Regions from separate parts of the Homo sapiens genome. Here regions 2 and 3 are each linked to region 1. Evidence: chromatin loops called from intact Hi-C (ENCODE). Cell type or tissue: PC-9. All regions are shown on one strand.

Region 1 (4,000 bases):
AAAAATACAAAAATTAGCCAGGCACGGTGGCTCACGCCTGTTATCCCAGCACTTTGTGAGGCCGAGGCAGGCAGATCACGAGGTCAAGAGATCGAGACCATCCTGCACATGGTGAATCCCCGTCTCTACTAAAAATAACAAAAAATTAGCTGGGTGCGGTGGTGGGCGCCTGTAATCCCAGCCACTCGGGAGGCTTAGGCAGGAGAAAGGCGTGAACCTGGGAGGCGGAGGTTGTGGTGAGCCGGATCTCGCCACTGCACCCCAGCCTGGGCAACAGAGCGAGACTCCATCTCAAAAAAATTAAATAAATAAAAGAAAAGAAAGAGCAATCATTTATTGATGTTATAGAATAATACAATAGCAGTTCTCAATCTTTTTTAGTAGATTCCAACATTTTAAGCATGTTTCACTACAAGCCACAAAAGAAATTTAAAGTTGTGATTTCTATAGTAAAAAATTGACTTTTTTTTTTTCTTGAGATAGGGTCTCGCTCTCCCTTGCAGGATGGAGGGCAGTGGCATGATCACGGCTCATTGCAGCCTCAGCCTCCCAGGTTCAAGCAATCCTCTCACCTTGGCCTCCCAAGGTGTTGGGATTACCAGCATGAGCCACCATGCTCAGCCATAATGGACTTGTTCTGTGTCACAGATTTCCCTGTAAGGGCATCTAAGAGGCTCTCATGCAAAGGAACAGGCTGAGGAGGAACGCACTGTGGGCCCGCAAATCAGCACAGGTCCTCCCTGCCCCTGCCCCATCCACCTGAAAGGGCCCAGAAAAGCTCCCAACATTGGGAGCCTGTGAACATCCTTGGCAGAAGTGAAAATTCTGACCAGCCCACTCTGAAGAAAACTACTGCTCTTTTAAATTTTTATCTTATTTTATATCATTTTATTTATTTTTTTGGTAGACATGGGGTCTCACTGTGTTGCCCAGGCTGATCTGGAATGCCTGGCCTCAAGTAGTCCTCCCACCTTGTCCTCCCAAAGTGTTGGGATTACAGGCGTGAGCCACCACACCTGGCCCTAAAACTACTGTTCGTGTTGGTGCAGTGTGAAAATGTGGTTTCTTACTGAAAGCCATGCACCAAAATAAAAAATAAACACAAAAATACATTTTACTTTTCTATCACATTTATCTTCTTTCTTTAAGCACCACCTATGGGTATTGAATTAAAGAGCTGCAGCTGGGCCGGGTGCAGTGGCTCATGCCTGAAATCCCAGCACTTTGGGAGGCCGAGTCAGGCGGATCACTTGAGGTCAAGAGTTCGAGACCAGCCTGGCCAACATGGTGAAACCCCATCTCTACTAAAAATTAGCCAGGCGTGGTGGTGGGCACCTGTAATCCCAGCTACTCGGGAGGCTGAGGCAGGAGAATTTTGCTTGAACCTGGGAGGCAGAGGTTGCAGTGAGCCGAGATCGTGCCATTGCACTTCAGCCTGGGCAACAAGAGTGAAGCTCCGTCTCAAAATAAATTAAGTGAACAAATAAATAAAGAGCTGCAGCTGGGTTGGGTACAGTTGTTCACACTTGTAATCCCAGCACTTTGGGATGCCAAGGTGGAAGGATTGCTTGAGCCTGTTATTTGGGGACCAGTCTGGACAACATAGTGAGAACTTATCTCTACAAAAAAATTTTAAATTTAAAAAAGGAAATAGTTACGATCTTGTTGTAAGGTTTGATACATTACACACACTTGCGTTAACAACCCATACTAAACTAAGTCTGACGTTTTTATGTTAATTTTTGCTTAAGAATTTGGCTAAACAAAATAACCATAAAAACATCCCAAAACAGCACACTCCCTAGGTGAACACATGGCTCCCTCTTGTGGTCAACGCGAACCTCACGGGCACAGCCCCGGGGCTTTCTTCCCAACCTCATCCACTCCTCCCAAATTATTATGCAGCCACATAAATTACCATGAGATTCACAAAACAGTCTATCCGGCATCAGCGTTCCATCCAGTGCAGCCTGCTTCAGTCTTTCACCTTCAGAGGGAGGTGAGACTTTCGCATTCTAGCTTAAAATTTGCCCAGAATAAAGGTCACTTAAACTAAGTGATTACTTGGCATCCTCCAATGACACATGACCTCATCTGCCAACTTAAACACAATATATATAAATATATATGCCCGTATCACTTCAAAAATAAGCATTATTAGGCCGGGCACAGTGGCTCACACCTGTAATCCCAGCACTTTGGGAGGCCGAGGCGGGCGGATCACTTGATGTCAGGAGTTCAAGACCAACCTGGCCAACATGGTGAAACCCCATCTCTATTAAAAATATGAAAAAATTAGCCAGGTGTGGTGGCACATGCCTGTCATCCCAGCTACTCAGGAGGCTGAGGCAGGAGAATCTCTTGAACCCAGGAGGCAGAGGTTGCAGTGAGCTGAGATTATGCCACTGCACTCCAGCTTGGGCGACAAGAGTGAAACTCTGTCTCATAAATAAATAAATGAATAAGTTAGTTAATTATAATTAAGAGATGGGGGTCTCCCTATGTTCCTCTGGCTGGTCTGGAACTCCTAGCCTCAAGTGATCCTCCTGCCTCAGCCTCCCAAAATGCTGGGACTACAGGCATGGGCCACCCTCCCCAGCCAGGAGAAGCTGATTTTAATGGAAATTCCAAATGCTTAAACATTTTTAAATTCACGTATTTGCCAAACCTTGCTTTTACACCGTGCAGTAGGAAACCATGAACATTTGTTTAACAATGAATCTGCCTGTGACTTAACCTACTCCTCCCACTTTCCCAAAGGCATCACAACACAAAGCTAAAAAGCACTGTTCTCCTACGGCCGCATTCTCAATTTCCAGATGAATTAAGACACGGAACAAAGCACCTGCATTTAAAATCAACCAAACTCCCCTCTTTTCTCAGCTCACCCTCACATAATAGGTTTTCCTGAACAAGCATGAGTCATAAGTCTTGGAATATGGGAGTGTGAAAAGAAATACTGCTTTCTGGCTGGGTGTGGTGGCTGACACCTGTAATCCCAGCACTTTGGGAGGCTGAGGCAGGCAGATTGCTTGAGCTCAGGAGTTGGAGACCAGACTGGGCAACACAGTGAGACCCCGTTCCTACAAAAAATTAAAAAATTACCCGGGTGTGGCAGTGTATATCTGTAGTACCAGCTACTCAGGAGGCTGAGGTAGGGGGATCACTTGAACCCAGGAGGTGGAGGCTGCAGTGAGCTATGATTGCACCACTGCACTCCAACCTGGGCAATGGAGCAAGACCCTTTCTGAAAAACAGAAACAGGGCCGGGTGCGGTGACTTGTGCCTGAAATCCCAGCACTTTGGGAGGCTGAGGCGAGCAGATCACGAGGTCAGGAATTCAAGACCAGCCTGACCAACATGGTGAAAACCTGTCTCTACTAAAAATACAAAAATTAGCTGTGCACGGTGGCGGGCGCCTGTAATCCCAGATACTCAGGAGGCTGAGGCAGGAAAATCACTTGAACCCAGGATGCAGGGGTTGCAGTGAGCTGGGATTGTGCCATGCACTCCAGCCTGGGCGACAGAGCGAGACTCTGCCTCAGAAAAACAACAACAACAACAAAAACAGAGCCTACTTAGTAATCTTCCAATTACTGATCTTTTTTTTCTTAGAGCATAATCAGAACTCTTTGTGGGGTTTTTGGGGGTGTTTTTGACATAGGATCTCTTCCTGTCACCCAGGCAGGAGTGTAGTGGGGGCAATCACAGTTCACCGCGGCCTCAATCTCCCAGGCCCAAGTGATCCTTCCTCAGTCTCCTGAGTAGCTGGAACTACAGATGCGCGCCACCACATCCAGCTAATTTTTTGTATTTTTGTAGAGATGGTCTTGCTATGTTGCCCAGGCTGGCCTAGAACTCCTGAGCTCAAGTAATCCACCTGCCTCTGCCTCCCAAAGTGCTGGGATTCCAGGTGTGAGCCAGTTATGCACCACCCAGAATCAGAACTCTTAGGAGGCAAACAAGGAAAAACAAAACAGGTTGAATCCACTGCCTTAAA
Region 2 (4,000 bases), 52 kb before region 1:
CCAGAGACACTCCCTGAGGCAGGCCTAAGGGAAATAACCTGTTTTTGTCCTTCTTCCTGCCATTCCTCCTGCCAGTGGCTCCCAGTGGCCAATCCCAGCCGGAAGCCAGCTGACCAAGGGCCTGGGAAATGTTGCCTGCAGGGGTGAGTCCCTGCAGGGAAAGGGCAAGAAACGGATCTGAGCCAACAGGACATGGGCTGACCCTGCCTGTGGCTACTTTACACTCTTACCCGTAAATGTTTGAAACGACCTTGCCGTTCAAATATTTCAAACTTGAAACAGACTTTGTATACTTGGGGGTTATCACCTGTCTGAAGGTGAAAGGTGGGAGCTCAATCTAGTCTTAATTTGCATGTATTTTATTATGAACAAGGCTCAGCATCTCTTCACCTGAAGCACAGACACCTACATTGATCAGGGAGTGAAGGGGTCAGAGAGAAGAATGCCAATTATAGTTAATTCACCTCATCTGCCAGGGATGGTCCATTCAGGACCATCAATCAGACAAATGCCCAAACAGGACACGAAGACAATCCCAATGAGCCAAACTAGCCAGCTACCCTCCAATTAGCTCAAGAACTGTTCTCGAAAAACTGAAAGGCAACAAAGTCCCATAGGAATTAAAAACGACTTAACTACACTCTGCACACACTGTAAGGAACAATGTGTTCTTGTAATCTTGTGCCCCCCACTCGCTCCTCTTGTAACTGCCTTCCAGCCATTCATGCCACCATCCTCTCTCTCCTTATCTTGCATTGAAAGAACAATACAGTGGACAAAAAGCTAAATTAACTTATAAAAATAGCAAGTAGGAATCAATTTTTCAAGTCTTTTAACCTGACCATTAACAAAAAAAAGACCTTTTCAATTATCTTTGGCTTCTACCATAACTACTGTTTGAATAGATTATTTACCCTATCTTTTAAACAAGCTTTAACTGACTCCCCCAGATACAGTTCAACATTATGTACTACACTCTAAAAATATACCAAAAAATGTTATGCTTTATAATCTGCTGGCAGCTGAAACGGTTTTCTTTAAAAGAGCTCAACTTTATTTTTTTAAACATGAATTTTAAAGCATTTAAAAATCTAAAAGGTATTAACTGTAAAGAGGTATGTTAACTTCAAAACTTACAACAGCCAAGAGTTAAATGTAAGCACATAAAGTTTATACAATAATTACAATATCACTCATATTTCAAAACTTTGCTTTTCACCTGTTTCAAAAATAAATATCCTAATATTGCCAAAAATATTTTTAAGTGTCTGTCACAAAGCAAGGGAGAAAGCTAGTCATAAACTAAATCAATAAAGGTTAAAAGTTATTTTCCAGCACCTAACATGCTGGCTAGCATTTTGATGGGCAATCAATAAATAAATCTTCATTGTTGAATGTTCCAGTGAGATGAATTAAATGATACACTTAAAACATTCACGTCTTTGATGGTTTTTTTCCAATCTGAAATACACACTTATTCCAGAAACCTGGAAAATATAAAAAGAAAATAAAATAATCCATAATGTCACCAATGTTTATGTTGTTTAAACCATGATGTATAAAACTGCTTATTTTAATGGTTGTAAAATACTTCAATAAACTTCCCATAATTTACCTCACCATGCCCCTGCTGTTGGCGTTGCTGTTTCCAATTTTTTGCTATTTTAAACAGCATAATACACATCTTTATACGTGAGGGGTTTATTTCAAGGTTGCTTCCCTGTGATATATTCCCAGAAGAGATACTAACAACCCAAGGACAATTTTAAGACTTTTGATACTTCATATCATCCTTTGTTATAGTACTCAAGACCTGCAAATTGCTGGAGCACATTAAAGCCTCCTCTTTTCCTCTTTATTCCTGCTTTAATCTTCAAGTCTACATTTCTTTACTCACAGAGCCCAAAGCACCTTACAAACAAAACTGCCAAGCCAGCTAGCTGCCTTGACGCTAATGTCCAACGTCTGCATATTACAGTTGTCTTTCTTTTCTAACAAGGGAAAACAGCTATGCCCAAATTGTGACAGGCAGGAAACACGACATCCACCGGGAACCCATTCCTTAGGATCTCATGGCTCCAGACAGCCTGACTGTAGGAGGGTTCGCAACTGGGCGCCTTCGTTCCACAGCGCTCCCATCAACACACCCACTCGGTGCCACAGTGCTACCCCTAGCTTCAACTATAAGAACTGAACTCGCCAAATGCCATGACGGGTGCCAACTTCCCACCATCCTGGCTGCATCGCGTCTTTCAGCAAAAAAACATCTCCCTCTGAGCAGCACTTGAATTCTGGAAGGCACCTTGATGATGAACCACTTCATCCTGAAGCATTCAATACTGCTGATTCTTACAGGCAGCTGCACCGGCAGCCTGTAATTAAGATTTCTCTAAACTGCTCCCTTATTACATGGGGTTCTGATGATTCTGATGATTTCTCTGTCAGCTCAAAGGAGATCTTCAGGAAAAAAAAAAAAAGTCTAGAGAACCTCAACTTCGGCTGTTCCTGTAAAAACACGGGCATTAACCCTTTGCTTTCCAAAGCGAACACCCACTCCATACAGAGGCACGTTCCTCTGTTTTTAAAATCTAATTCCCAGCATGACCCAGCAGTCATTTGTATTCCACTAAATAATTTCCAACAAACACGATTCCTCCAGCAAGAGGAAACCGAACGTCAGACACAGACCACCTGGGCCACGACGCGCATCGACCCGACCCACTCGGGAGCACACCTGGCTCCGGGCACACCTGGCTCTCCGGTCTTGCCTCTGTGCTGGGTGCAGCTCGTGTCTCCCACCCTCGGCTCCACGGAGTTTTTTGCTCAATCTGTCGCGTCTGCCGTTTCCTAAAACGTCTACCCTGAACTGAACTCCAGCTGGCCCCCTCCCCGTTCGAGCAAATCCAGCGACCGTTTCTGACCCAAAGCCAAGCAGACTGTCACGCTTTCCAACCGTTTCCCCTGCCCTCCCGTCCTGTACACTCGAGGAGCCTCCAGTGCAAAACTTTCCCCTCCCGGTTTCCCACCGGCTCAGCCGCTTCCGCCCACCTGAGCTGAAAGGGGGCGTCCGAAACGCCGGGCTCCGGAGGGCATGAACGCCCTTGGCGACAAGATGCGGGGAAGGTCGCCCCGCAAGGTCCCCCGCCCCAGAGGAGCGACACCCAAACCCCGGCCCGAGACTCCGGGGCGACCCCAGCCCGCGGCAGCCCCGGCCTGGTACCCAGACCCTCGCCAGCGCCGAACGGCGACCCCGGCCCGCCCCCTCCCTCGGCCCCCGGAGACCCAGCCTCGGCCCTGGCCCGGCGTGCCTCAGGCCTCCAGCGGACGCCGCTGCCGCTGCCCCCGACCCCGTCTCCTCCGGCGAACCCCGGCCCAGCGCCGCGCCCTCGACCCCCAGCCCCCGGCCCCCGACCCCAGGCCGCCGGCGAGCCCACCACACCTCCGACACTCACCGCCACCACCCTCGCCGCCGCCGTCTTCATCCATCTTGAGGCCACTCCCGCAGCCGGCGAGCCGGGGGCCGGCAGCAGAGGGGCCGCGGGCTGGGGACGCCGCCGGAGGGAGCGCGCAGGCGACCGGGCGGCTCCTCAGCGCGCGGCCCGGGTCGCGGCCGGGCCTCCTCCCGCCGGGCGGGGCCTCGCTGGTCGGCGTGCCGTCACGTGACCCATGCCCCGCCTCTGCCCGCGGTGGGCGGGGCGTGAGGCCGCGCAGCCCCGCCCTCGGGAACCGGCCGGGCCGGCGGCGTCTGCGCTGGGGAAGGCTGTAGACCTGGCCCCTGAAGTGCAGGCCGATCCGGTGTGCGTGGAGCGAAGCCTCCTCGCCCTCAGCATTCCAGTAGCCTGCGGACGGGCGTGGGGCCCCGGACACTGGAACGCCACACTCTGCAAAACCCAGTGGCCAGGGGTGCAACTTGCACGTGCACTCGGGGTAAAAGATCAAGAAACGAATGCATTCAGAAGTCAGGCCTGGCCAGGCTCGGTGGCTCACACCTGTATTCCAA
Region 3 (4,000 bases), 330 kb before region 1:
AACTTCTGCAACAAGGTAAAGTAGTAGAAAAAAATATATATATATTTTTTTGAAACACAGTCTCGCTCTGTCACCCAGGCTGGAGTGCAGTGGCATAATCTCGGCTTACTGCAAGCTCCATCTCCCAGGTTCAAGTGATCCTCCTGCCTCAGCCTCCCATGTAGCTGGGATTACAGGCGTGGAACACCATGCCTGGTTATTTTTTGTATTTTAGTAGAGACGGGGTTTTGTCATGTTGGCCAGGCTGGTCTCGAACTCCTGGCCTCAGGCAATCCACCCGCCTCGGCCTCCCAAAGTGCTGGGATTACAGGCATGAGCCACTGCGCCCGGACAGAAAAGTCTTCAGTTGAAACATCTGAAGCTGGGGGCCATCTGCGGTAGACTTCTGTAAATGCACAAAATAAGATAATGTTAAAGCCATGTTTCTCAAAGTCCCGAGCTCCACGTAAACTGCCTATTATCAGAAAAAAGTTATCAATTAAAAGTCAAAGGCATAAAGAACAAACTAACACAAAAAAATTTTAAATACCTTTGCTGGGTCACAAGGCCGCCGGTTGATAAAGAAAAACTGTCTGTCTGTTGAACTCCTTCCAACTCCATGCGTGCATTGTGAAATGAAACCTGAGATGCTATTCAACATTAATATGGTAAGGGCAGGATTCCAGAGTGAAAGGGATTAGAAATACGATCACATGGCACATTCTTAAAGTGAAATGAAAACAAAACACCAGGTGACATGCTGATAAGGATCACTATTGCAGTTCACGGGTATCTGTGCTCCAAATCTTGATGAGTCATCAAAGAACCAAACCTTCTGGAATATTCTAAAGCTCCTACAGTCAACCAATGCACCACAGGTGATGCAGTGCGTCCAAAACTGATGTGTTGCAGCTCTCCTTACCCTTCCTGATAAATCCTCAGCCTCTGTAAGTGGGTCTCGCTTCAAATGCATTCTCAGAACCTCCGTGCTGCCACCCCTGGTTTGTCAATGAAGTCTAACCACTTGTGCTCAGAATTTTGCCCACATTCCCTCCCCTTTCAAAACCTCCCGGGTAGGACGCTTATATCTCATGTCTTGGTAAAGCGCTTGCTTCACATGAGACCCACCCCAGGGATACCGGCATTTCCAGAAGAACACCACCTTCACATAAAGACATAAAGCTCCATGTTTACCATTTCAGGCATAAGCCAAAAGCAAGTGGAGGAAGAGTAAGAAATATAGATCTCAAGGCAACAAACAAACAAACAAAAAGAAATACAGATCTTAGGCTGGGTGTGGTGGCTCATGCCTGTAATTCCAGAGCCTTGAGAGGCCAAGGTGGGTGGATCACCTGAGGTCAGGAGTTCAAGACCAGCCTGGGCAACATGGCGAAACCCCGTCTCCACTAAAAATACAAAAAATCAGCCGGGCATGGTGGTGAACACCTGTAGTCCCAGCTTCTCGGAAGGCTGAGGCAGGAGTATCGCTTGAACCTGGGAGGCAGAGGTTGCAGGGAGGCAGAGGTTGCAGTGAGCCAAGATCACGGCACTGCACTGCAGCCTAGGCAACAAAGCAAGACTCCATCTCAAAGCTAAAAAAAAAAAAAATATATATATATATATATATATACACACAGATAGATAGATATCTTTACAGGACCAATCCTATTTATGGAAGTGTCTATTTTCTTATACGAAAAGTAATGACACTGAACTGCCTTCATCAGATGCCAGGAAAGTCAAAATCATTTAAAATGATAAAATAATTTACAAGTTAGTCTAACTAAACAGAGCCTTAAAGAAGACCTGCTCAACAGAAAACCACCTGAAATATACCACTTACTCAAAACATGGTTTGAATTAAGCAACTGACTCCTTTGTATAAATCATCTTTCTTAGCCACAGCATTGCTCACAGTTTTATAAAGGACATAAAAAACTATTATCCCTAGCCAGGCGTGGTGGCTCATGCCTGTAATCCCAGCACTTTGGGACACCAAGGTGGGCGGATCATCTGAGGTCAGGAGTTCGAGACCAGCCTGGCCAACATGGTGAAACCCCGTCTCTACTAAAAATACAAAATTAGCCGGGTGTGGTGGCACGTGCCTGTAATCCCAGCTACTCAGGAGGCTGAGGCAGGAGAATTGCTTGAACTCAGGAGGTAGAGGTTGCAGTGAGCCAAGATAGCACCATTGCACTCCAGCCTGGGCAACAAAGCAAGACTCCGTCTCAAGAAAAAAAAAAAAAGACACGAAACTATTAGCCTTAGAATCACTATCTTTAAAAAAAAAGCTCTCAGGATAAAATGTTCAATTGTAGTTCTCTTGCCAGCAATCTACTTACTAAAAAAGATTATGCAGAGCATCGGAACAGCTCAAACCGTACTCTTCACACACGGAGTCACTAGGGGGCAGCTGAACAAAAGGAATGAGGCTTTGCAACTGAAAAAAAAAAAAAAAAATTCACAGTTACTTCCTAATAAAGACAGAGTGGACTTAATCTGTTTTCTTTCTTAGTCAAGCTATTGACATTACAAGCGCAAAAAAAATTAAAAGAATCTTTTGTTTTGTTTTGTTTTTTGAGACAGGGTCTCCCTCTATTGCCCAGGCTGGAGTACAATGGCTCAATCATACCTCACTGCAATGTCAAACTCGTGGGTTCAAGCAATCCTCCTGCGTCAGCCTGTCGAGTGAGTAGCTGGGACTACAGGTGCACACCACCACACCTGGCTAATTTTTTAATTTTTTTGTAGAGATGGGATCTTGCCGTGTTATCCAAGCTGGTCTTAAATTCCTGGGCTCAAGCGATTCTCCCACCTCAAAATTGTTGGCCGGGTGGTTCAAACACATAATCCCAACAGTTTCCTCTCCCAGAGTGCTGGGATTACATGTGTGAGCCGTGGGAACAACAATTTTGATTTTATGATATAAGAAAGATGAAACAAGTACCTACTTATTCAGAACCCACACATTGCCCACAATAACTTATATTTTTTTCAGAGAGAGAGTGAAAAGACGCAGTATACGAGTGTCTCTGGAAGAATAAAATGAAACACATTCAGCTCTCAAACATCAATTTTTGTGATAGGTACTTTGTTTTTTTTTTTTTTTTTTTCCTGGGATGGTGTCTTGCTCTCTCGCCCAGGCTGCAGTGCAGTGGTGCAATCTCAGCTCACTGCAACCTCCATCTCCCGGGTTCCAGCGACTCTCCTGCCTCAGCCTCCTGAGTAGCTGGGATTACAGGTGCCTGCCACCACGAACAGATAATTTTTGTATTTTTAGTAGAGATGGGGTTTCACCATATTGATCAGGCTGGTCTCAAACTCCTGACCTCGTGATCCGCCCACCTCAGCCTCCCAAAGTGCTGGGATTACAGACGTGAGCCACTGCGCCGGGCCTTGTGATAGGCACTTTAAAAATCAATTCTTAATCTGGGCGCAGTGGCTCACGTCTGTAATCCCAGCACTTTGGGAGGCCGAGGCAGGCGGATCACTAGAGGTCAGGAGTTCGAGGCCAGTCTGGCCAACAAGATGAAACCCCATCTCTACTAAAAATACAAAAAATTAGCTGGGCCTGGTGGCATGTGCCTGTAATCCCAGCTACTCAGGAGGCTAAGGTAGGAGAATTGCTTCAACGCGGGAGGCAGAGGTTGCAGTGAGCCAAGATGGCGCCACTGCACTCCAACCTGGGCAACAGAGCAAGACTCCAGCTCAAAAAAAAAAAAAACCGGCCGGGCTTGGTGGCTCACACCTGTAATCCCAGCACTTTGGGAGGCCGAGGCTGGTGGATCACGAGGTCAGGAATTCGAGACCAGCCTGGCCAACACGGTGAAACCCCGTCTCTACTAAAGATACAAAAAATTAGCCTGGCGTAGTGGAGCATGCTTGTAATCCCACTACTCGGGAGGCTGAGGCAGGAGAATTGCTTGAATCTGGGAGGCGGAGGTTGCAGTGAGCCAAGACAACACCACTGCACTCCAGCCTGGGCAGCAGTGCGAGACTCCCTCTCAAAAAAAAAAAAAAA

What was found. Peaks named below come from ENCODE experiments on the same cell type or tissue, not always from the same donor. Only the 100,000 strongest peaks of a DNase experiment are listed, where the experiment ranks them.
Region 2: it touches region 1 in a loop (8-fold over the local background); 36 of 110 quality-filtered maps call a loop at or near these places.
Region 3: it touches region 1 in a loop (11-fold over the local background); 55 of 110 quality-filtered maps call a loop at or near these places.

What each region holds. Positions count from the first base shown.
Region 1 is chr7:6,321,342-6,325,341 of GRCh38, forward strand. No RefSeq gene overlaps it. Among named protein-coding and RNA genes, the nearest start is that of FAM220A, 26 kb to the right of the region's middle. RefSeq lists an enhancer at 1,910-2,410. In PC-9, CTCF peaks have their summits at 1,809 (motif pointing left) and 2,010; a DNase peak (open chromatin) is centred at 1,870.
Region 2 is chr7:6,269,022-6,273,021 of GRCh38, forward strand. CYTH3 (cytohesin 3) reads right to left here and starts at 3,603. Exons shown (of 13, transcript NM_004227.4): 1 at 3,453-3,603. The coding sequence starts at 3,486. RefSeq lists enhancers at 2,218-2,940, 2,941-3,662 and silencers at 2,981-3,150, 3,471-3,830. In PC-9, CTCF peaks have their summits at 2,298 and 2,522; a DNase peak (open chromatin) is centred at 3,710; H3K4me3 peaks cover 2,246 bases; H3K27ac peaks cover 229 bases.
Region 3 is chr7:5,995,005-5,999,004 of GRCh38, forward strand. It overlaps PMS2 (PMS1 homolog 2, mismatch repair system component), which reads right to left. Exons shown (of 15, transcript NM_000535.7): 7 at 2,322-2,419; 8 at 530-629. Among named protein-coding and RNA genes, the nearest start is that of PMS2, 12 kb to the right of the region's middle. In PC-9, CTCF peaks have their summits at 2,365 (motif pointing right) and 2,570; DNase peaks (open chromatin) are centred at 697 and 2,397; H3K4me3 peaks cover 369 bases; H3K27ac peaks cover 1,071 bases.